3 separate regions of the Mus musculus genome follow, and regions 2 and 3 are each linked to region 1. Evidence: chromatin loops called from intact Hi-C (ENCODE). Cell type or tissue: heart. All regions are shown on one strand. Each heading gives the region's core, and the rest is flanking DNA. Links, peaks and the distances in the headings are about the cores only.

Region 1 (7,401 bases), core at 1,016-6,015:
CTGCATGTTGAATAGGCCAACTATGAAAACTGCATCTCAACAAAATAGTGTGAGGGACACGGGCAGTATAAAGCTGGGCATACATCTGAAATCAGTGAGTCCGAAAGGAAATCCTCCAAAGCCTTCTGTGTCTTTGATGGAGATTTCTAAACGGTTGCTCTCTTCAGCTACATGAAATACAGAAAGAAACACACTATAAAATATCAAACCTAAATCTAGAGCAAGATTGAGTTAGAGGAGCAATATGGAATACTAATTCCAAAACTTGATGATTTTTATGAATATAGGTTTAAGTTTGATTTTTACTCAGTACCAATTTAGGTGACACTTTGCCCCTTCTTAGAATTGGGAACAAAACACCCATGGAAGGAGTTACAGAGACACAGTTTGGAGCTGAGACGAAAGGTTGGACCATCTAGAGACTGCCATATCCGGGGATCCATCCCTTAATCAGCCTCCAAACGCTGACACCATTGCATACACTAGCAAGATTTTTCTGAAAGGACCCAGATATAGCTGTCTCTTGTGAGACTACGCCGGGGCCTAGCAAACACAGAAGTGGATGCTCACAGTCAGCTATTGAATGGACCACAGGGCCCCCAATGGAGGAGCTAGAGAAAGTAGCCAAGGAGCTAAAGGGATCTGCAACCCTATAGGTGGAACAACAATATGAACTACCCAGTACCCCCCAGAGCTCGTGTCTCTAGCTGCATATATATCAGAAGATGGCCTTGTCGGCCATCAGTGGAAAGAGAGGCCCACTGGTCGTGCAAACTTTATCTGCCTCAGTACAGGGGAACGCCAGGGCCAAGAGGTGGGAGTGGGTGGGTGGGGGAGTGGGTGGGGGACTTTTGGGATAGCATTGGAAATGTAAATGAAATAAATACCTAATAAAAAAATTTAAAAAATGTTACAGCAACAAACCTATAATATATACATAATGTTCTTTGTCTCTCTTTCTCTATCTCTGTCTCTCTCTCCGTGTGTGTGTGTGTGTGTGTGTGTGTGTGTGTGTGTGTGTGTGTACAGCTTAAAGCCTCATGATCAGCTTAGCCACTGGACCCCAAGATGTAGTGCTTTCATTATTCATATGAATTATAATGCTGAATGAATGGTATATCCATTCATTTTTCTTGGCACAGATAATAGGAAATTAAAAGATAAACTATTTCAACTACATTTACACATGAAATTAGACCTTACAAACATATCATGTACGAGATGTGCTCCTGATGGGCAACTGATGTGTGAGGAGCTAAAAACTTTCTTTATATTTAAAAAAATTTAATATCTATCATCTATCTATCTATCTATCTATCTATCTATCTATCTACATCTCTCTCTCTCTCTCTCTCTCTCTCTCTCTCTCTCTACATACCTATCTATCTATCTATGCACCCATCCATTTATCTAGTTATTTACTTGAGACAGGCCTCACTGTATATCCCTGGCTGGCCTGGAACTCCACATGTAAACCAGGCTGGCCTTGAAAGATGAGCTTGCTTCTGCTTTGAGAGTTCTGGGATCAGAGGTGAGTACCATGACATCCATCTAGAGAAGCTGAAAATGTAAAGTGTTTTCCAGATTCTAATATGTGTATCTCTTAGGAGTTCTCAGCTGAGGCTGGAGAATTGTGACCCCCCCCTTCCCCGACCAGCCTGAGCTACAAAGTAGAGTCCTCTCTCAAAAAATCTGAAATCAATTCTGAATTTCCTTCAGGCACTGAAGTTTGCAGCAATAATCTACCAGAAATCTCCAAGCACCATTGTAATTTTAATAGCTATATTAACCAGTGAAGAACATAATCAGAATGAGAGATAGACTCTCAAAATTGAATTTAAAAACTACTGTAAATTTATACTAAATATAAGGATTGTGCTGGCACAGGAAAGATTGTTAAACACAATAATAATAATAACTATAGAAAGTGAGATATGAGTCAGGAGGCTTTGGAGGCAAGAGAAGGCTATCACCTCCCAAGGAGACTGAATTCCACAGTCTTCTGAAAAATATTTCTCTATTACTTTACAATCAGGAATTTGATTTGCTTAATATTGCCTCCCAGGGTGACTGAATTTCACAATATTTTGAAAAATGTTTGTATATTATTTTACTGCCAGGAATTTGATTTGCTTACTTCATATAAAACTAATTTAGTTGAAAATGGTTACTATTAAAATCTTTTTTTTTTTTTTTTTTTTTTTTTTTTTTTTTGGTTTTTCGAGACAGGGTTTCTCTTTATAGCCCTGGCTGTCCTAGAACTCACTTTGTAGACCAGGCTGGCCTTGAACTCAGAAATCCACCTGCCTCTGCCTCCCTAGTGCTGGGATTAAAGGCGTGCGCCACCATGCCCGGCTCTATTAAAATCTTAAAACTGCTAAGTTTAACAGTGATTTTACTTGGGTAAAGGGACCTGTTCTGGGACCAGTGAAATGGCTAAGTGGGGAAAGGTGCTTGTCTCTAAGCTGACAACTGAGGTTTGACCTCCACTACCCACATTATGGAAGAAGAGTACAACTCTTGTAAGTTGCTATCTACACACACACACACACATCCCACACACACCATGGCATTCATAATTTTCTCCCACATGATAAATAATATGTAATAAAATGTTAAAGTTCTTTTTTTTAAATCTGGAAAAAACACTATGAGTTAGGCTCATAACGGTTCTTAAATCCCAGCACATCAAAGCATGACCTGACTCTCAGACCAGAGCCAATCTCACACCAGATAGCAGAAAGACATTCTCCTCTTTGCTGGTACCCATATCCTTCCCCACATCCATTGTGACCAGGCTCATGGCAAGGTCAGGACTAGGAACACTGGCCAGCTTTGTGTGGTCGCCAAAGTCTAGCTATGTATGCTCTTGAAATTTTGTTTCAAGAGATATTCTTGATCCAGACAAATAACCAATTATAATGAACATTTGCAAGTAAAACTGTTTGGGCAAAAGGGTATATACTGTGTGACATACCGCAGCTTTGACAATGAGTTGCCCCACCCACACCCCATGGGCTGGGTGGGGAGCTTGCAAGGGCAGAGGACAGATCTGAAGGGACATGGAGATGAGTGAGACTGGGGTACATGATTCACAAGATGATTACTAGGGGCTGCAGAGATGGTAGAGTGCTTTCTAAGCAGCCATGAGAACCTGAATTCCAACCCACGTTTAATCCTAAGACTTGGGAGATAGAGGCAGGTGGAATGCTGTGAGTTTGAGGCTAGCCTGGCCTACAGAGCTAGTTCTAGGACAGCCAAGGCTATTCAGAGAAACCCTGTTTCAAAAACAAAATTAAACCTAACCAAACCAACCAAACCAACCAAACCACCAACCAACCAACCAACCAAAACAAAACAAAAAGAAAGCTGGGTATGGTATGCTCACACGCATCTGTAACACCAGCATGGGAGTTCTGGTTGCCAGCCTAGTTCCAGGTTCAGTAAGGGACTCTGTCTCTAAGGAGTATGGTAGAGAATGATAGAGCAGGCCATCTAACATCCTTCTCTGTAACCTGGGTATGAGCATCTGCACACATACTCAATTGTCTATGATGGTTACAGGATATGTCCCTCAAAGAGGACCAAGAGCTATTATTTCATGTTGTTGCTGTGATTCTTGACTTCTATCTTGCGTTAGACTAGGGAGGAGGGTTTGTTGACACATCAGTGTGATTTTGGGCTAGGACTCAAGAATTCACATTTCTAACAGGTTCCAAGGGGTGCTATTGATGCTGCTCCGCAAACCACATATGGAGAGTGATGCTGGTCTGGGAACTACACATGGAGAACCTCTGCTTAAAATGTCATCAGCTGCTTCATCGACTGGCCTTTAAGCTCTGCAGGCAGGGAGTTTATAGTCCTATCCACAGGTATCAGTAATTTCTTCCACCGCTAGGTAGCAGCACCTGTATACAAATATCTACATACAAGTCTGCTGTAAATTAAAAAACCCACCCAAGCAAACAAGCAAGCTGAAGAAGCATCCTGAACTGTTTATTCTATAAACTGGGTGATAATCTAAGCCTGGCAGTCAAAATACTTGCTTGTGAATAATACATACCTGTGTAAATCAGGCCACAACTGTGAGTACAGAGAAAGCAGCTAGACGCTGTGGCTTTGGGTCGGACAGTACTGTGTGGGGTGTCACCCCTCCATCCCGTGATTCGGAACATTCCTCTCTGGAATTTGTCAAAGACGCAGAAAATTGCTCAAGGTGCTTCTTGCAACTGCTCTATCCTCTCCTCTGGCACATTTTAATGAGACCCATCTGTGGTTTGAAGGCAGTCATTCTATTTTTAACCAGGGTCTCCAATGGACTCGGAAGCCCGAATCTTGTTTTGATAAACATAGATATGTTGGATGCTTTTGACTAAGTGATAGGTTGCAGGTTTGGTCTCCTCTAGGGCTGCAAATGCAGATGAGCCACATTGTCAGTTCATAGACACCACTCTCAGGAAGCTAGGCGTCAAACTGCAGGCGCATCCAGTCTGAGCTGAAACAGGGGACAGTATTCAAAGATTCATATGGAGAGAAAGGGTATAAAGTGCCCCATTAGCCACTCTTACATTGGTTTCATATTGATCTATTGAATTAAACACAACATTTTAAATTAATTTCACCTGTTTTGTTTGTTTGGGTTTTGTGCCTGGGTCTCATTATATAGCTGTGATGGCTAGTCTTGGCCGGAGCCTTGAGGACATCTAGAGTTAACAACAACAACAACAACAACAAACCCCAAAAAACAACAAACAAACAAAAAACCCAAAACCCAAAAACCAAGCAGCTGGGTACCTCTATGAGGGATTATTTTAAAATGAAATCATTTGAAGTAAGAAGACTCACTTTTAATCCAAATCTTTTGAGATAGGAAGATACAACTTTAATCCAGATCTTTGGAAGCGGGAAGATCCACATTTAACCTGAGCCATAGCTTCTGATGACAGTCTACATAAAGGCCATGGAAGAAGAATGCTTTTGCTCTTTGCCTGCTTGCTTTTTGTTTTGCAAGACAATTCCTTTATTGGCCTTAGAGCCTATGTGTTCTTCTGTGTACTGAAGACCAGCTGAGGCATCCAGTCTTATGGACTGAACAACTACTGTATTTTTGGACTTTCTTTTGGGGATAACCATTATTGAACTACCTGGACCACAGCCTGTTAGCCATTCTAATAAATCATATATACATACATATATATAATGTATATATGTATATTCTTATAAATCATATATATGTGTACTTATGTATATATGGAATTTACGTATACACACAGTCTATAGATTCTGTTCTTCTAGAGTAGTGGCTCTCAACCTATGGGTCACAAACCCTAAAAGGGTCATATATCAGATATCCTGCATATCAGATATTTGCATTATGAGTCTTAACAGCAAAATTACAGTTATGAAGTAGCAACAAAATAATTTTATGTCTGGGGGTTACTACAACATGAAGATGTATTGCAGGGTCAAAGTGTTAGGAAGACTGAAAATTGCTGCTCTAAAAAAACTCTGACTAATACAAATAGCTCAGGCTGGTCTTGAACTTACAGAAATCCTTCTGCCTCAGCCTCTTGAATGCTGAACTTACAGACATGAGCCAGTATGTCCAGCTGTTTTTATATTTTAATGTAGCTACTTGAAAAAAAATGAAATAATGCATGCTCACAGTGGAGTTTTATTAGGTGCTCCTTAGATGGTGCAAATGACTGTAGGAGGAGAGGTAGAAATCAGACAGGGAATGCCAGGCTCCAGTGGTGATTGAAACTGCCCACATGCTGCTTATCACTGTGCTGACGTCTGGCATCTTCGCAGGCGTGCTGGAAAAGAAACACCCATACGCCCAACAGCTGGCAGAACTCACAGATGGGATCCAGATGCAGCTAGAGCACAAGCCCTGGCAAGGACTCAGAAAACACTGCCTCTCTATTGGGCCACATCCTAAAACAGACCAGCTGTGGGGAAGTGCACAACAATCACTGGTGAATGGGTCACCCACCAGGGGCCACACTGCTGAAAGCATCAACTGATTGCTACCAATCATCAAACTACCCATATTGCTTATGTAATACTTATTATTTACTGCTCAAGGGGCTTTTCTGCAACACTCATGCTACACTCCCACGAAGCAAGCTCCAAGCTGAGGCTCTGTGGTGTCTCACCACCAGCTTTATAAGAATGGATTTAAAGAGCCTTCTCAGGCTCCAGCCCCAGATATAAGGACAGAAACTCTAGGGTGAGGCCCAGCTGCCCAGCTGTACCACTGCAGGTAGCTTTGAGTTCACACCATAAGACTGACAAACACTGATCTGGAGAGTGGTAGCCAGACAAGGGAGACCCGGGCAGGGAAGCTGGTGACTCAGGTGTAGCTGCCTCTGCCTTGGGTCTACTCTGGATGGGAAGCCGGATGTCTGTTGAACATTTTTTTAGGTGCTTCTCAGCCATTAAGTACTCCTCAGTTGAGAATTCTTTGTTTAGCTCTGTACCCCATTTTTTAATAGGTTTATTTGATTTTTCTGGAGTCCAGCTTCTTGAGTTCTTTGTATATAATGGATATTAGTCCCCTATCAGATTTAGGATTGGTAAAGATCCTTTCCCAATCTGTTGGTAGCCTTTTTGTCTTATTGACAGTATCTTTTGCTTTATAGAAGCTTTGCAGTTTTATGAGGTCCCATTTGTCGATTCTCAATCTTATAGCACAAACAATTGCTGTTCTGTTCTGTTCAGGAATTTTTCCCCTGTGCCATATCTTCCAGGCTTTTCCCCACTTTCAGAGTCTCTGGTTTTATGTGCAGTTCTTTGTTAAACATCCTTAATTATTAGCGAAATGCAAATCAAAACAACCCTAAGATTCCATCTCATAACAGTAAGAATGGCTAAGATAAAAAATTCAGGTGACAGCAGATGCTGGCATGGATGTGGAGAAAGAGGAACACTCCTTCATTGCTGGTAGGATTGCAAGCTTGTATAACCACTCTGGAGATCAGTTTGGTGGTTCCTCAGAAAATTGGACATAGTACTACCGGAAGATCCTGCAATACCACTCCTGGGCATATACCCAGAAGATGTTCCAACTGGTAATAAGGACATATGCTCCACTATGTTCATAGCAGCCTTATTTATAATAGCCAGAAGCTGGAAAGAACCCAGACGTCCCTCAACAGAAGAATGGATACAGAAAATGTGGTACATTTATACAATGGAGTACTACTCAGCTATTAAAAACAATGAATTTATGAAATTCTTAGGCAAATGGATGTATCTGGAGGGCATCATCTTGAGTGAGGTAACCCAAGCACAAAAGAACACACATGATATGCACTCACTGATAATTGGATGTTAGCCCAGAAATTTAGAATACCCAAGATACAATTTGCAAAACACATGAAACTCAAGAAGAACGAA
Region 2 (7,401 bases), core at 1,599-6,598, 190 kb after region 1:
ACTCTGGAATCCATCAGCACATAGAAAAGTGCATGTGAGTAGTAATTCAGAGGGATACAATCAGCCCCATACAAAAGAAGAGAACTGTGATACACACATTCTATCCCTGATCTCTTGATTTGCATCTAGCTTAGCATCAGGAGATCTAGGTGTAGCCCTGTTTCAGGTTGGAAAATCTAGGCTGGGTCGAGAAGTTGTGAATGCAACTTCTTGCAATGCTGAAGTCCTCAAATTTTTAGTTAGTAATGACAATGTATACTAGCCTTTCTTGTTTATTAAAACATACTAAAATATGAATGAGATTTGGGGTTAAGTAAGTGCAGCTAAGGAAATGTGTGCCTCAAGTTTTGCTGTGATCTTAAAACTGCAGAAAAAAGTGTACGTACACACACACACACACACACACACACACACACACACGAGGAGTTTTTCAAATGGGAAACCCATCAAGATACAGAGAAAAGAATCTGTGATGGTAGAAACAGAGTTTAGAGTTACTGTGCTAATATTTTGGTTTAGGAAGAGTCTTTTTCTCCCATAATCAAATGCCAATCAAAGGCAGTGGTACTAACAAAGATCTATGCTGGTGGCATACAAAGGGACAACACAGAATCACCCTACCTTCCAACCCTTGAATATCTGACTAGTAGAAGCTCAAGCTCTGGGGTTGTCAAGGCCATTTATGCCTGAGAATCATACTCAGAAACTTGAAGGATAGCGTTATGTTGTAGGCTGTAACTTCTCACATAAAAACACTTAACAGAAGGCTTCGGGGAGAGTCTAGGAGTAAAGCACAGCTGGGTAATTACTAAGTAAGGGACGTAGTTTGAGCATGGTTTTTTTTCTGCACGTGTGAAGGTGCAGTGTCATTCTGTATATTCAGTGCCAACTGAGGCTATAAGAGGGCATCAGAACCCCAGGAACAAGAGTCACAGAAGGTTTAAAACCACCATGTAGAAACTGAACCCACAACCTCTTCAAAGAGCAGTAAATGCAATCGGAAGTTATAGAGTTGGAGCTTATACTTTCTTAGTCATCTTCATGGCAGCTCCGTATGATGATCTATTATTATTCTCATGTTAAAGAGTAAATAAACAAGAACACAGATCTTGAGCTAACTTAGCCATTGTCAAACAGCTAGCAATGGAGTTGGGCTTCTAATTCAAATTGTTACTCAAAGGCTATGGTCTCCACGTGTACCCTTGGAAAGCTAGATAGACAGCATCCAGACCATTAACATACAGTGTGTACCTCTATGTATAAATATGTATTTTTACACACATTTATGTATGAAATGTATATGTATAAATATATGAGCTGAGAAAGCCTCTTCCAGATGAGGCTGACAAGAGTTCCACTAAAACTACCGGGGTTTAGGCATCTCCTGTGGGACCATTCTTCTGATGTCTTGTTTAAACATTTTTATCATGGATGTATGCTCCCGACTTAAAAAGCACCTTTTTTAAAAAACTAAAAACAGAAATCTGAATGTTGTAGTAAGTGTAACAATCTTAAGTTTATTCAGTAATTTAAAAAAATTGTTAAGCGGAGAAAAGAAACTCTGTACTAACAGAGGCCTGAGAAAGCACACGGCAGGGAATAGGGGAAATGGCTTCCTTCATTGCTGGACACAGACTGAGCTCCAGGCTGTTTCAGCTGCCTTTTTAAGGCTCAAGGGCACTAAAAGTAAAACCATCCTGCTTCCTCTCCCCATTTTCATTTTCACCTAAAATCCCCTAGTCCCTTTGTGAAGACCAGGGCTTCACACGGTGAAAGAATGGTGGACTCACTTCTTTCAATAGGCTGACCTAGTATGTACACTAAGTCCACCCATGTTTTAACTTTCTTCCTAGTTTATTCCCCTTCTGATTTCTTCACAAGAATCAACCGGCTTTTCATTTTAATCTACTCTAATCGCCTGTGTGTTTACACTGGGTTACATTCTTTAGAGTGTACTTATATTCTCCTTTTGCATTCTCAATATAAATTAATCTGCTAGATATAAAGCTGTTCTCTTTATTTTAGTGTAATTTTTTTCTTCACATTGAATTCTAGGAGAAACTATGCTAGTGATATATAATTCTTGAACTATTAAACATGGGAGCATAAGAAAACAAGAATCTTAAGGCAATCTGCAGAGTGAAGAAGCTGATTGTGATCCTGAGAGTGTGTTTTGTAAATGGTTTTGGATTTTATGTACAGAGCCTACTTTCAGCCTGGAATCATTCTGAATGCTAGCTAGATATCTGGAGACAGGTGGACAGAAAACCAGGAACTAGTCTGAAAAAGAAACTAACCAAAGGGAAGAAGTCTGTTTAAGTTTGACCCAGCCTAGAAGACTTGAGCATTGGAGGGGTTATTCAGAGTGAGACGTACCACCTTCAGATTCAAATCCTGTCATCCAGTAGAAGGGAGCTTCAAACACAAGCTAGCTAAGATACAATGAGGTCCTTCTTCGATATCTTTATCTTCCATATACCATGAATCAAAGAAACTTCAACAACATGAGGACTGCAACAGACCTTCAAGCCTCCTTGCATGACCTGGAAATGTTTTGGGGTGTCCTGGCAGCAGTGGGATCAGCACTAACAGATAAGGGCAACTCTCACAGAGACTAAAGGTCTTAACTAAGAAGATAGCCAAGAGACCACTGGGGAGAATGCAGAGAATAGGCTTGGACTTGGAAGCCAAGATTGCTTGACAACAGACAGAAGATATTTCTGTACTTCACCCACTTTACCCACCTGGCAACTCCTGGAAACAACTGCACAAAATTTGGAGGTGAACAAACCATTAGAAACAACTGGTCCTGACAAGACACAGGAAAAACAAGCAATATGCAACATTACTGTCTGTTGTCCAGGTTGGGTGCTGGGGGTGGGAGAGGGAGTGTGTGTCTTTGTATGATCTGAAAAAACTCAGGTCAGAACATCTGTAGATCCTTACAGACATACAAAAGAATCCTAGCCTCTTATTCATGTGTGTGTGTGTGTGTGTGTGTGTGTGTGTGTGTGTGTGTGTGTGTATGTGTGTGTCGTCTGTCATGCGCGCGTGCCTGCGTTTAAATAACATCAGCTTTAGCTTCTCTTTCTCCTTATAAAACATTGTGAATTTCAGTTTTCTTTCCCATCAAGACATGCTCAAGTGCTGAGTCACTTTTAAAGAAAAAAAAGAAGAGTGCTCATGCTTCTTAGGGCTAGCCTCAAGGATGACTTAAGCACACTTTCCCCTTCCTAGTTGTGATTCTTTCGATGCTAAACGACGTCACATTGTGCAATCTTAATAAGGTTTCCAATCAGCCCCACCCACTCTGGCCCCACCCCCACCCTCCAACAAAGATTTTTATCAAATGTGGGATTTTCCCATGAGTCTCAAAATTAGAGAGTTGACTCCTAATAAATATGAGACTGGGGATGTCTGTAGCTCATTCTGCTCTGGAGCCCACCAAGAACGATAGTCAATTCCAGAAACCGCTATGAAGTTCCTCTCTGCAAGTAAGTGAAGGCAGTTCCTTGCCCTCTGGCGGAGCTATTGAGACTGTGAGAGAGGAGTGTGAGGCAGAGAGCCAGCATTGTGGGTTGGCCAGCAGCCATCAGCTAGCAGCAGGCGCCCAACTGTGCTATCTGCTCACTTGCCGGTTTTCCCTTTTCTCCACGCAGGAGACTTCCATCCAGTTGCCTTCTTGGGACTGATGCTGGTGACAACCACGGCCTTCCCTACTTCACAAGTCCGGAGAGGAGACTTCACAGAGGATACCACTCCCAACAGACCTGTCTATACCACTTCACAAGTCGGAGGCTTAATTACACATGTTCTCTGGGAAATCGTGGAAATGAGAAAAGAGGTGGGTAGGCTGTGAAACTGATGAAGACCCAGTGTGGGCGTCCATTCATTCTCTTTGCTCTTGAATTAGAAATTCTCTGCTGGGATCTAGGGCCCTTAGGATTTGAAGCTAAAGGTCAGACTAGACTGTGTTCTCTCTTTCTCACCTCTTTGCTGGTTTTGAGTGGAGGTTGGGAAGGGGTTCCTTTCCTGTCTGGAAGATACAGAATGTGACTGCATTTCTAGAAAATTCACAGTGGGCCATTCTCTGTTCCAATTTAGCTATTGCTTCTTAGGTGGGGATTCCTTTTCCCTCATTATTCCTTTTTCCTTATCTCTTTGCCTTCATTTATCCCTTGAAGTCTACAAGGACCAGAAAGTGCTTTTTGGCTGAATGTAGTAAGTTCTGTGTGTGTGAAATCAGGATGCTCTAGGGTCAGCCCAGATAAGATGCATATTGTATAGAGCCCAATAAAGTGCTAACACACACACACACACACACACACACACACAACCTAGATTAGGCTGGGCATGGTGGTGGATGCCTCCCAGCACTTGGGAGGCACACGCAGGAAGATCTCTGTGAGTTAGAGGCCAGCTTGGTCTACATATTGAGTTCCAGGATATCCAAGACTACATTGAGAGATCCTTTCTCAAAAAAAAAAAAAAAAAAAAAAAAACAACAACAACAAACAAACAAACAAACAAGAAAAAAAAAACCCAACCAACCCTACCTAGATTAAAATATCTCCCATCTTTAAATGAAAAGTATTTTGACTCTGCTTGACAGAAAGGAAAAAAAAAATCACAAACAAGATTAATAGCCTAGGTCTGGGTGTGTAGAACCAACTTTGTAATCTTGGGAAAATCCTCAACTATTTAGTACTCTTTATCTGCATAATTATGGAGTTACAGATAATGGCACAGACCCTTCCAGATGGAATATTCTGTGACTTAAATTTATTTGCCCCAAGATATCATCAAAATTTCTGTCCTTTACCAAGTTCCTACTCTATGCTGGGCAGTTTTTATCGTTGAATCCTTGAGACAAATGTATAAGAGGGACATCAATAATTCTTTATTGAAACATAGGAAATACTTAGGAGAGTAACAAGCTTAAAGCCAAGGGACTGAGCCTAAGGGTGCATTTTTATTTATTGGGCTGCTTAGTAGGGTTCTAAGAAGGTATAGCTTCCCTTTTCTGTGTCCTGGCTATGAAAGAGCATGACTTGGCCCTCTAGTGGTGCTTGTTGTAAGAGGTGTTTAAGTGATTGCTCTGGTAATCTTTTGCAGTTGTGCAATGGCAATTCTGATTGTATGAACAACGATGATGCACTTGCAGAAAACAATCTGAAACTTCCAGAGATACAAAGAAATGATGGATGCTACCAAACTGGATATAATCAGGTAGAAACTTGTCACGTTTACTTTCAACAATTCTTCAAGGTTCTCTCTTGCACGTGATACCTGCATTTGTACAGTCCCAGTCAGGCAACAAAGATGGGGGGATACATCCAATACCACTTGGATGTAACTGGCCTGCAGTAGCTTGAATACAAAAGGAGATTGAGAGGTACCTCAGCAGCTGCTAGGGTGAGGGAAAGTTTACCAACCAGTGCTATAAATGTTCACTCAATCTATGTCCATCAGGAGCTAAATGTTTAAAGTCTCTATTCTCATCTTGGCTTTGAGGTGTTAGATGATTAAAAAAAAAACATTTTTTTTGTCTAAAAAAGTGGAAGAGTAGATATAAAACATGTTATGTAAACGTCATGAGGAAAGTAACTTACAGATTTAATTAAAAAGCAGTTTATTTAAACAGGTAAAGGCCCACTATGCTGGGATTCTTCACCACTGTTAAATGTTAGAAGTCATAGCAAGTTTAGCTAGTTCATGAGCCATCTCTTCTCTGGCTGCCCCTGGAAGGATCCAGGCCTACACTCCCTACTGAGAACACTCTTCACACCCCTCTCCTTCCAGCCGGTGAGATAGTCTACATCAGGTCTCAGGACAAGTCAGACAAGAACAAGAGTACAGGAAGGGCACTGCAGGATAGAAGGGAAGGAGTGAGGGTCAGAAGTGGATTCCCACTGCCACACTCTGGGGTAGGGGGTGGGGGGATATTAAGTGGTGCCTCTCTCTACTTGTCCAGATAATTCAGGAGGTCAGCTGATGCTGCCTGTTGTCTAATTCTGTAGAAGATACTGAACAGCAGGAATCTTTTTTTCAATTTTTTATTAGATATTTTCTTCATTTACATTTCAAATGCTATCCCCACAGTCCCCTATACCCTCCCCCCCCTCCCCGCTCCCTTACCCACCAACTCCCACTTCTTGGCCCTGGCATTCCCCTGTACTGGGGCATATAAAGTTTGCAAGACCAAGGGGCCTCTATTCCCAATGATGGCTGACTAGGCCATCTTCTGCTACATATGCAGCTAGAGATATGAGCTCTGGGGGTACTGGTTAGTTCATATTGTTGTTCCACCTATAGGGTTGCAGACCCCTTCAGCTCCTTGGGTACTTTCTCTAGCTCCTCCATTGGGGGCCCTGTGTTCCATCCAATAGAAGACTGTGAGCATCCACTTTTTGCCAGGCATTGGCCTAGCCTCACACGAGACAGCTATATCAGGGTCCTTTCAGCAAAATCTTGCTGGTATATGCAATACTGTCTGGGTTTGGTGGCTGATTATGGGATGGATCCCTAGGTGGGGTAGTCTCTGGATCTTCCATCCTTTTGTCTTAGCTCCAAACTTTGTCTCTGTAACTCCTTCCATGGGTATTTTGTTCCCCATTCTAAGGAGGAATGAAGTATCCACATGTTGGTCTTCCTTCTTCTTGATTTTCTTGTGTTTTGGAAATTGTACCTTGGGTATTCTAAGTTTCTGGGCTAATATCCACTTATCAGTGAGTGCATATCAAGTGACTTCTTTTGTGATTGGGTTACCTCACTAAGGATCATACTCTCCAGATACATCCATTTGACCAAGAATTTCATAAATCCATTGTTTTTAATAGCTGAATAGTACTCCATTTGTAAATGTACCACATTTTCTGTATCCATTCCTCTGTTGAGGGACATCTGGGTTCTTTCCAGCTTCTGGCTATTATGAATAAGGCTGCTATGAACATAGTGGAGCATATGTCCTTATTACCAGTTGGAACATCTTCTGCGTATATGCCCAGAAGAGGTATTGCTGGATCTTCCGGTAGTACTATGTCTAATTTTTTGAGGAACAGCCAGACTGATTTCCAGAGTGGTTATACAAGCTTGCAATCCCAACAGCAATGGAGGAGTGTTCCTCTTTCTCCACATCCTTACCAGCATCTGCTGTCACCTGAATTTTTGATCTTAGCCATTCTGACTGGTGTGAGGTGGAATCTCAGGGTTGTTTTGATTTGCATTTCCCTGATGATTAAGGATGTTGAACATTTTTTCAAGTGCTTCTCAGCCATTCAGTATTCCTCAGTTGAGAATTCTTTGTTTAGCTTTGTACCCCATTTTTAATGGGGTTATTTGAATTTCTGGAGTTCAGCTTCTTGAGCTCTTTGTATATATTGGATATTAGTCCCCTATCAG
Region 3 (7,401 bases), core at 1,599-6,598, 290 kb after region 1:
CTCCAATGTGAGCCACGTAGTATGGTTCCATTTTACATATGGAAAACCACAAAGTCCAGCTAAGCAAAAGATTTCACATGCTGTTTGGTGTCAGAACTGAGACTCAGCCACATCCAAGTTTGTGCTCCTTCCCACCTAACTGCGGCGATGCAGAATCAGACTGGGCTTAGGCAAACTAGACAGTAGCGACTGAGTCACTACTGCTGTTCTTTACTGAGAGCTCGCCTGAGAGACCTCAGGTTTTTGAGAGGCAGCTGCTGGGTGGGGTGTTTCTCGGACTGGAAAGGGTGATCAGCACAGTTTTAATGTGCGACAGTCCCCAGATCATTTAGCAGACCTTGCCCCTAACGCCGATTGTTGGGGGCGGCAGGAAAGGAAGCTGCAGTGCAGAGAAGGCTTCTAGAGGCCAACACACGTCTCCCGGGAGGTCTCCCTTCCTTCCTCCCCGCAGAAATGACCCGGCTGGGCGGCTGAGGGGGCGGTGCTGGATACCATGGTTACATCGATCTTCCCTGCCACATCCTCCTAGGATCCAACCCTGACTGGGCTCCAAATCTCGCCACAGGGGGCAGCAGGCATTTCTCCACGTCTGGCAACTCCTGGTTAAGGGGTGGGGGTTCACGTGTGATATGGAGACAGAGGAGACTGAAGCGGGTTAGAGAGTGCTAGCGTCCGTCCTCGGTACTCCTGCGCCTTGACTCTGGCCCCTTTCTTTTCTCCCTGATGCCTTGGGCTGTGGCCCATCTTCTCTCTAGCATCTGGAAGGTTGGGGCTGGACCGGGACCCTCTCTCTGGTTTGCTCCAGGGCACCTCCGCTGTCCTCTCTCTTCTTAGTTCCCATTCTCTCTTTGGTGCTGGCTGTTGGTGGTTCAGGCCCTGCCGTTCTTCAGGTCAGGCACCAGGGGGGGTCTCAGTCTCCCTCTGCCTCTGGTTAGACTTAGGGAGGGACAGGGACCCTCTTCATTGTGTGCTTATGCTATGAGCAATGTGGGCTTTTAGGGGGTCGAGGGTCCCCACAGGGTGAAAAGGTTTCCCACTTCCCTAATCTGCCCCACCCTGCACTTCAATCTGTTGCTCTTTCATTCCCACATGGACAAGGGGCACTACCCTGTGAGGCTCTTTGCTGGTCTTCCAGGATCTGTTTCCGCCATGTTCCTCTTGGTTCCTCCTGTGGAACAGCCTGCCATCCCCTCTGTGACCAGTAGGCCATGTGTGTCACCCTCAGTCCATTCCTCCTTGACTTCTCTCCTTATGTCATTAGGGTCTGAAGGGTCCTCTGAGTATCCATGGGTTTGCTCACTGTGTGCCATTTCCTGGCTCTTCTCCAGGATTTCTTACTGGACTGCTTGCCCGAGTATTGCCAGAGCTCAGCTTCCATTACTGCATTTTCTTGTTCAAACTCTTCCTGAGGGCTTCATCCATTTTCTTTCCTGGTTTTATTGTTTATGTGTGCACACACGTGCATGGGTATGTGATGTTCTTGCAAGTGTGTATGACACAATGTGTGTAGGTATACGTGTGTATATGCATACTTTGTGAAGACCCCAAGATTGACATCAGGTGCCCTGCTTAGTTGCTCCCCACTTTGTATACTGAGGCAGAGTCTCTTTCTGAACCTGCAGTTCCTTCCTTCTGCTAGTCTGGCTAGTCTGCTTGCTCTGAGGATTTTCTGTCTCCTCTTCCTTTGAGCTGGGATTGCAGATTCGCCCATCCCCACCTCGCTTTCCGTGTGAGTGCTGGAGAGAACTCTGGGCCTCACATTTGTACAACAAACACTGTGCCTGCTGATGTCCATTCTGTAAAGTCCCTTTCATTTGAAAGGTGCAGCTTTGCAATCCCTCACACATTGTGCCAGGTAGGTCTCTTCCTTTGGAGCTGCTTTCTCACAGGTGTGCCTCAGGACTTGTCACCTGCTGTCTTCAGATGCACCAGAAGAGGGCATCGCACCCCATTTCAGATGGCTGTGAGCCACCATGTGGTTGCTGGGATTTGAACTCAGGACCTCTGGGAGAGCAGTCAGTGCTCTTAACCACTCAGCCATCTCCAGTTGGCCTGAATTTCTGGAGAGCAGACTGTTTACAGAACTGTCTAATCTGAAAGGACTTTGGTACTGACTTACATCACAGTGGGGACGCTATGAATGTTAGTGAACTACGGAGAGGGCCACAGCAGAACTAGGGAAACTGTGTCCTCTCTCCATCACCCTCTGTTAGTCCTTACTAACTCTCCAATTTTCCATCTGTGTGAAGGCAGAGCAGTTCTTAGCCTATCTTTAAGCTCATCATTGCCGACGTGAGACAGACAATTTACATGATATTTACATTATACCTTAGTATACCTGCTTTGTGCCCACCTGAATTCCAGAGGGACTGGATGAGTTTGGGATAGCAGGCCTGATGTTCCTAGAATTCAGACCTGACCCCTAGCAGGCAGGCCCTCCCTCAGCAGCCTGTATATCCCCCCCCCCCCCCCCCCCCCCCCGTGCAGGCAAATTCAAGCTCCTGGAGCAGGCTCGGGACGTGCGGGAGCCTGTAAGATACTTCAGCAGCGTGGAGGAGGTGGCCAGTGTCTTCCCTGACCGAATCTTCGTGATGGAAGCCATCACCTTCAGTGTCAAGGTTAGTCCTAAAGGCACGGGGTAGGACCTTCCCCCGCTTCCCTTTCTCTAGGTTAGAGTGTTGCTCATAGGATCCAGGAGGGAAAGCTGCTTCTGGGCACCCTCTGGCACAGTCAGGCCATGCCAGGAAAGCCCGCTCACTAACTCAGTGGACAGAAGCATCTCCTAGGAAATGTGGTGAAGCAGGAACGGCCCGTGGAGGGGTCACGACCTGACGTAGTCTTGGGTGGGTGAGGTATTGTTATCACGCAAATGGTCAAGATGGCCTAATAAAATTTTCAGTGATTGAGCACTTTCAAAGTACATCTCTCCACCCATATGAGGTAACTAAGGACCCAAAGAAAACGTTAAAGTCGCAGATTCCCTCCAGTCCCAGTCCAGTGCTCTCGCTCTTATGTCAGTGACAGCTTAAGAGGAAGGGACTGGAAAGCTCGCTCGAGGAGTTTGGAGCTGGTGTGTGACTTTCCTTGCGACCCTAGCTAGGGCTTCACCTTGTCTCTGGGATTCCCCAGGTGGTGTCAGGCGAGTTCAGCGAGGACAGCGAGGTGTACAACTTCACACTGCACGCAGGCGACGAGCTCACTCTCATGGGCCAGGCGGAGATTCTGTGCGCCAAGACGACCAAGGAGCGCTCGCGCTTCACCACGCTCCTGCGCAAGCTGGGCCGTGCAGGGGCCTTGGCCGGAATCGGCGGCCCCGGGAGCATGGGAGCAACAGGGGGTGGCGGCGGGGCCGCCAGGCCCGTCAAAAGCAAGATGCCCTGTCTCATCTGCATGAACCACCGCACCAACGAGAGCCTGAGCCTGCCCTTCCAGTGCCAGGGCCGATTCAGCACGCGCAGCCCACTGGAGCTGCAGATGCAGGAGGGCGAGCACACGGTGCGCGCCATCATCGAGCGCGTGCGGCTGCCGGTGAACGTGCTGGTGCCCAGCCGGCCGCCGCGCAACCCCTACGACCTCCACCCGGTGCGGGAGGGACACTGCTACAAGCTGGTCAGCATCATCTCCAAGACGGTGGTGCTGGGGCTGGCGCTGCGCCGCGAGGGCCCGGCGCCGCTGCACTTCCTGCTGCTTACGGACACGCCGCGCTTCACTCTGCCGCAGGGTCTGCTGGCCGGGGACCCGCGCGTCGAGCGCCTGGTGCGCGACAGCGCCTCCTACTGCCGCGAGCGCTTCGATCCGGACGAATACTCCACTGCTGTGCGCGAGGCGCCCGCGGAGCTCTCCGACGACTGCGCCAGCCCGCGCCATGCGCGCCTCTGCCTGCCCGCGCCGCGCGCCCCCGGGGCCGTCCGTGCGCCTGGACCGCCGGGTCGCCTGGGTCCCGCTTTGCCCGCGCCCGGCGACAGCGATCAGGATTACGTGAGCCCCGATTGGGCGGGTGTGTCCGAGCCAGCGGGCGGCTGCGCCGAGATCCCTTACGAAGAGCTGTGGGTGCACCAAGCCCCCGAGAGCCGCGCCGACGCCCGTGCACGGCCGCTAGCGGGGCCGGACCTCATCTCCTTCGGGATCGTGGGGCCCCCACGGCATGAGCCAGAGGCACCACCACCTCCTGTCCCTCCCAAATCCGAGGCGGTGAGTGAGTTCTGCTTCACCTTGAAGGTTCTTGAAGGAACTTGGGCAGGTTTTAGAGGACCACGGAGGCTCCGTGCGCCTGGGGAGTGACAGAATGGCCAGAGCCAAAGGAGAAGGAGAGGGGAAAAGACCAGGGCACACATGCAAGGCAGAGAGAATTGAGGGTGATCTGGAAGCAGGTACCCACAAACTCCACAAAGTTCGACATGATGGAAAAATGCAGTAAATGTAGGAAATGCGAGTGATTTCCAGCAACCCCTGGAGTCGATGAGTTAGAACCACATTACAGGCTCTGATATGTTCTGTGCTGATATTTAACCGTTCCCCACTTATTTGCCCACAGGACAGTTCCCTCATCAATCACACCTTTTTTAAAAAAAAGATTTATTTATTATTATATGTAAGTACACTGATTTATCTATTATTATATGTAAGTATACTGTAGCTGTCTTCAGACACACCAGAAGAGGGCATCCGATCTCATTACAGATGGTTGTGAGCCACCATGTAGTTTCTGGGATTTGAACTCAGGACCTTCGGAAGAGCAGTCAGTGCTCTTAACCGCTGAGGCATCTCTCCAGCCCTCAATCACACCTTTTAACACACTCTTTGGGGAACTTAATTTGTAAGGACAGGATCCTAGTAGCAGGTCCCTTGTCTTTTCCCTGAAGAACAAATATCCCTATCGCCCCCGCCCCGCAATCTACTAACATTCACAATAAATTTACGATGGAATAGGGGACTGTTGTGGACCGAGTATGAGAGACAAAACAGGTTGGAAATAGACAGGGGTATCTAGGCGGGACAGCCTCCATTCTGCATGGGACAAGGTCTCAGGCCCGGCCCCCCTGCTTGAGAGGTGAGGTAAGAAGTAAGGCAGTCGTGGTCTTCCTCTGCAGGTGAAGGAAGAGTGCCGCCTGCTTCACGCCCCTCCAGTGCCTCCTAGGGGTGGCGGCAGCTGCAGCAAGCTCACAGGCAGCCCTCCGGTGCTGCCCCACTTTCCCAAGCTGCAGCCTGTCCACTCGCCCAGCTCCAGTCTCTCCTATTATTCCTCTGGCCTGCAGGATGGGTGAGTTGCTACCTTGGTCCCTGGCTTTTCATTTCTCTTTCGTGTTCTGACATGACCTGGGGACTTAGGGGATCCAAGAGGGTCTCAGGCTATACAGTAGAGGGATAGTTTCCTGCCGGGGGCTCTGGGGTCCTGTGACTGTCACTTCCCACTCTGCCTGCCTTATGCTATGAGTGCATCCTGTGTGTCTGTCTCCGCTTGTAGGGCAGGATCCCGCAGTGGCAGTGGCTCCCCGTCACCGGATGCATACTCTCTCTATTGCTACCCTTGCACCTGGGGAGACTGTAAAGCCAGCGAGTCCTCTAGTCGCCCGCCACCTGGACCCCTGCCTTCTACCACCACCCAGCCCAGCCAGGCCTCAAGAGGCCTATCAGAGCCCCTGAGTGGTCGAACCCCCTCCCTCTTGGGGGCTGACACCCCAGTAGTTAAGAACTACCATAGCTGCCCACCTCTGTTCAAGTCCTCTCGTCCCCAGAAGTCCTTTGCTCCCTTTGGTGCACTCAACCCCTTCTCTGGGCCTGCCCACCCTTCAGGTGCTCCAGCGGCCTCCTCCTCTGGGTCCATATCCACCTCGGGTGTCCTGGCTACCTCTAGCCCCACACACTCCCCAGGCCCAGGCCCAGGCCCACAAGGCCAAGGTTACTCAGCTGCTCCTTCCTCCTCCTTGTCATCCTCTGAGTGGCAGGAGCCAGCTCTGGAGCCCCTGGACCCATTTGAGCTGGGGCAGGCCAGTCCTCCTGAGCTGGAGCTAGTGCGCTGTCAGGAGCCCAGAGCTGCGGGGGCACCTGGGTCAGGACCTTGCCTTTCACCACTTGGTCAGCCCAAGGCCTTTGAGCCCGAAGGTTTGGTGCTGAGGCAGGTCCCTGCCTCACTGTCACCAGCTGCCTTGCAGGGGCCTGAGGCAGGAGGAACCCTACTCTTTCTCACCCAAGGATGCCTGGAAGGGCCTCCTGGCAGCCCCCGGGAGGGAGCCACAGGTGCTGGGGTCCGGGATGCCTCCTCCTGGCAGCCACCAGCAGACTTGTCTGCACTCTCCCTGGAAGAGGTCTCCCGTAGTCTGCGCTTCATTGGGCTCTCAGAGGACGTGGTGAGCTTCTTTGCCCGAGAACGCATCGACGGAAGCATCTTTGTGCAGCTCAGTGAAGACATCTTGGCTGACGACTTCCATCTCACCAAGCTTCAGGTCAAGAAAATCATGCAATTCATCAAAGGTTGGAGACCCAAGATCTGAACCAGCCAGCCAGGTGCTGCACAGCCTCAACTTTGGGAGCAGAGGCCCTGTGGGGTTAACTTGGGTCTGCCAGAAACAGTGCTTCCCGCAGGGAAAATCTGGGTCAAGATGGAGGCTGCTCTGGAACACTGAGTGTTTCAAGGGAGAAAGAGTGGGAACCGTGGCCCTTTGGGGCCAGACCCTGCAGGAGCTTGCCTCGCCTTTGAGGAGGAGGCACTGCTCTTCAGGTGCCCTGGAGGGGCTTTTAGTGCCATCCCCACAGCAGAGTAAAGGTGGCGCGTATGTCATCGGGTGGCTTTGCGCTGGTAGAACGCTGTTCTCTACCCTGCTGCAGCCTTTCACACTCACACACACACCCAAACACACACTTCTCGGCCCTGTATGTTCAGGTGAGAGACAAGGGAAGATGGCTCATCATTTTCAGCCATGTCCCCAAAGTGGCCTCTCTTTCATGCTCTGTGGGCTTTGGCCTGCAGCTGTTCCAGAGTTAGGGATGTGATTTTTGTCTGTGAGGTACCCCTTGCCCTAGTGGATCAGTTACAGGCCTATGTCCAGCACCAGAGTCCCTGTTCCGATATCATCACAGATAGCCTGTTGTTTTCCACAGAGGAGCCAGATGTAAGTCAGACACCTCCAGCCTACCAGTCTCCTGCCATCAGCTTTGGCTCTAATGGGCTCTTGGTGGCCTCCTTGGTGTGTCACTGGTACAGGACAGCAAGTGGCTCAGAAAGGCTGCTTGCTCCTGAGCTCAGCCACTTATTCACATGGTTCAGAGCAGATCTTTGTACTCTTCAGACTCAAGTATGGTGATCTGTTTGACAGTAGAGGTCTGGCCTACCCCTCACCCTCATTCTCCAGCACCTCTAACAAGAACCACACTCATGCCTCTGGTGTCAGTTTTCTTGTCTGC

Evidence for each region. Peaks named below come from ENCODE experiments on the same cell type or tissue, not always from the same donor. Only the 100,000 strongest peaks of a DNase experiment are listed, where the experiment ranks them.
Region 2: it touches region 1 in a loop (6-fold over the local background); 33 of 42 quality-filtered maps call a loop at or near these places.
Region 3: it touches region 1 in a loop (2.9-fold over the local background); 15 of 42 quality-filtered maps call a loop at or near these places.

The regions. Positions count from the first base shown.
Region 1 is chr5:29,821,101-29,828,501 of GRCm38, forward strand. No RefSeq gene overlaps it. Among named protein-coding and RNA genes, the nearest start is that of Gm5129, 89 kb to the left of the region's middle. In heart, for the core only: a CTCF peak has its summit at 3,896; a DNase peak (open chromatin) is centred at 5,871.
Region 2 is chr5:30,009,717-30,017,117 of GRCm38, forward strand. It overlaps Il6 (interleukin 6), which reads left to right and starts at 3,398. Exons shown (of 5, transcript NM_031168.2): 1 at 3,398-3,494; 2 at 3,660-3,844; 3 at 5,116-5,229. The coding sequence starts at 3,476. All of the region lies in intron 1 of A230098N10Rik (a long non-coding RNA gene), which reads right to left. In heart, for the core only: CTCF peaks have their summits at 3,523 and 5,075; a DNase peak (open chromatin) is centred at 3,575.
Region 3 is chr5:30,110,797-30,118,197 of GRCm38, forward strand. It overlaps Garem2 (GRB2 associated regulator of MAPK1 subtype 2), which reads left to right. Exons shown (of 6, transcript NM_001167879.1): 3 at 2,488-2,618; 4 at 3,130-4,191; 5 at 5,091-5,260; 6 at 5,465-7,401. The coding sequence ends at 6,491. Among named protein-coding and RNA genes, the nearest start is that of 3110082J24Rik, 8.4 kb to the left of the region's middle. In heart, for the core only: CTCF peaks have their summits at 1,936 (motif pointing right) and 3,771; DNase peaks (open chromatin) are centred at 3,765 and 5,115; H3K4me3 peaks cover 1,542 bases; H3K27ac peaks cover 1,131 bases; H3K27me3 peaks cover 3,996 bases.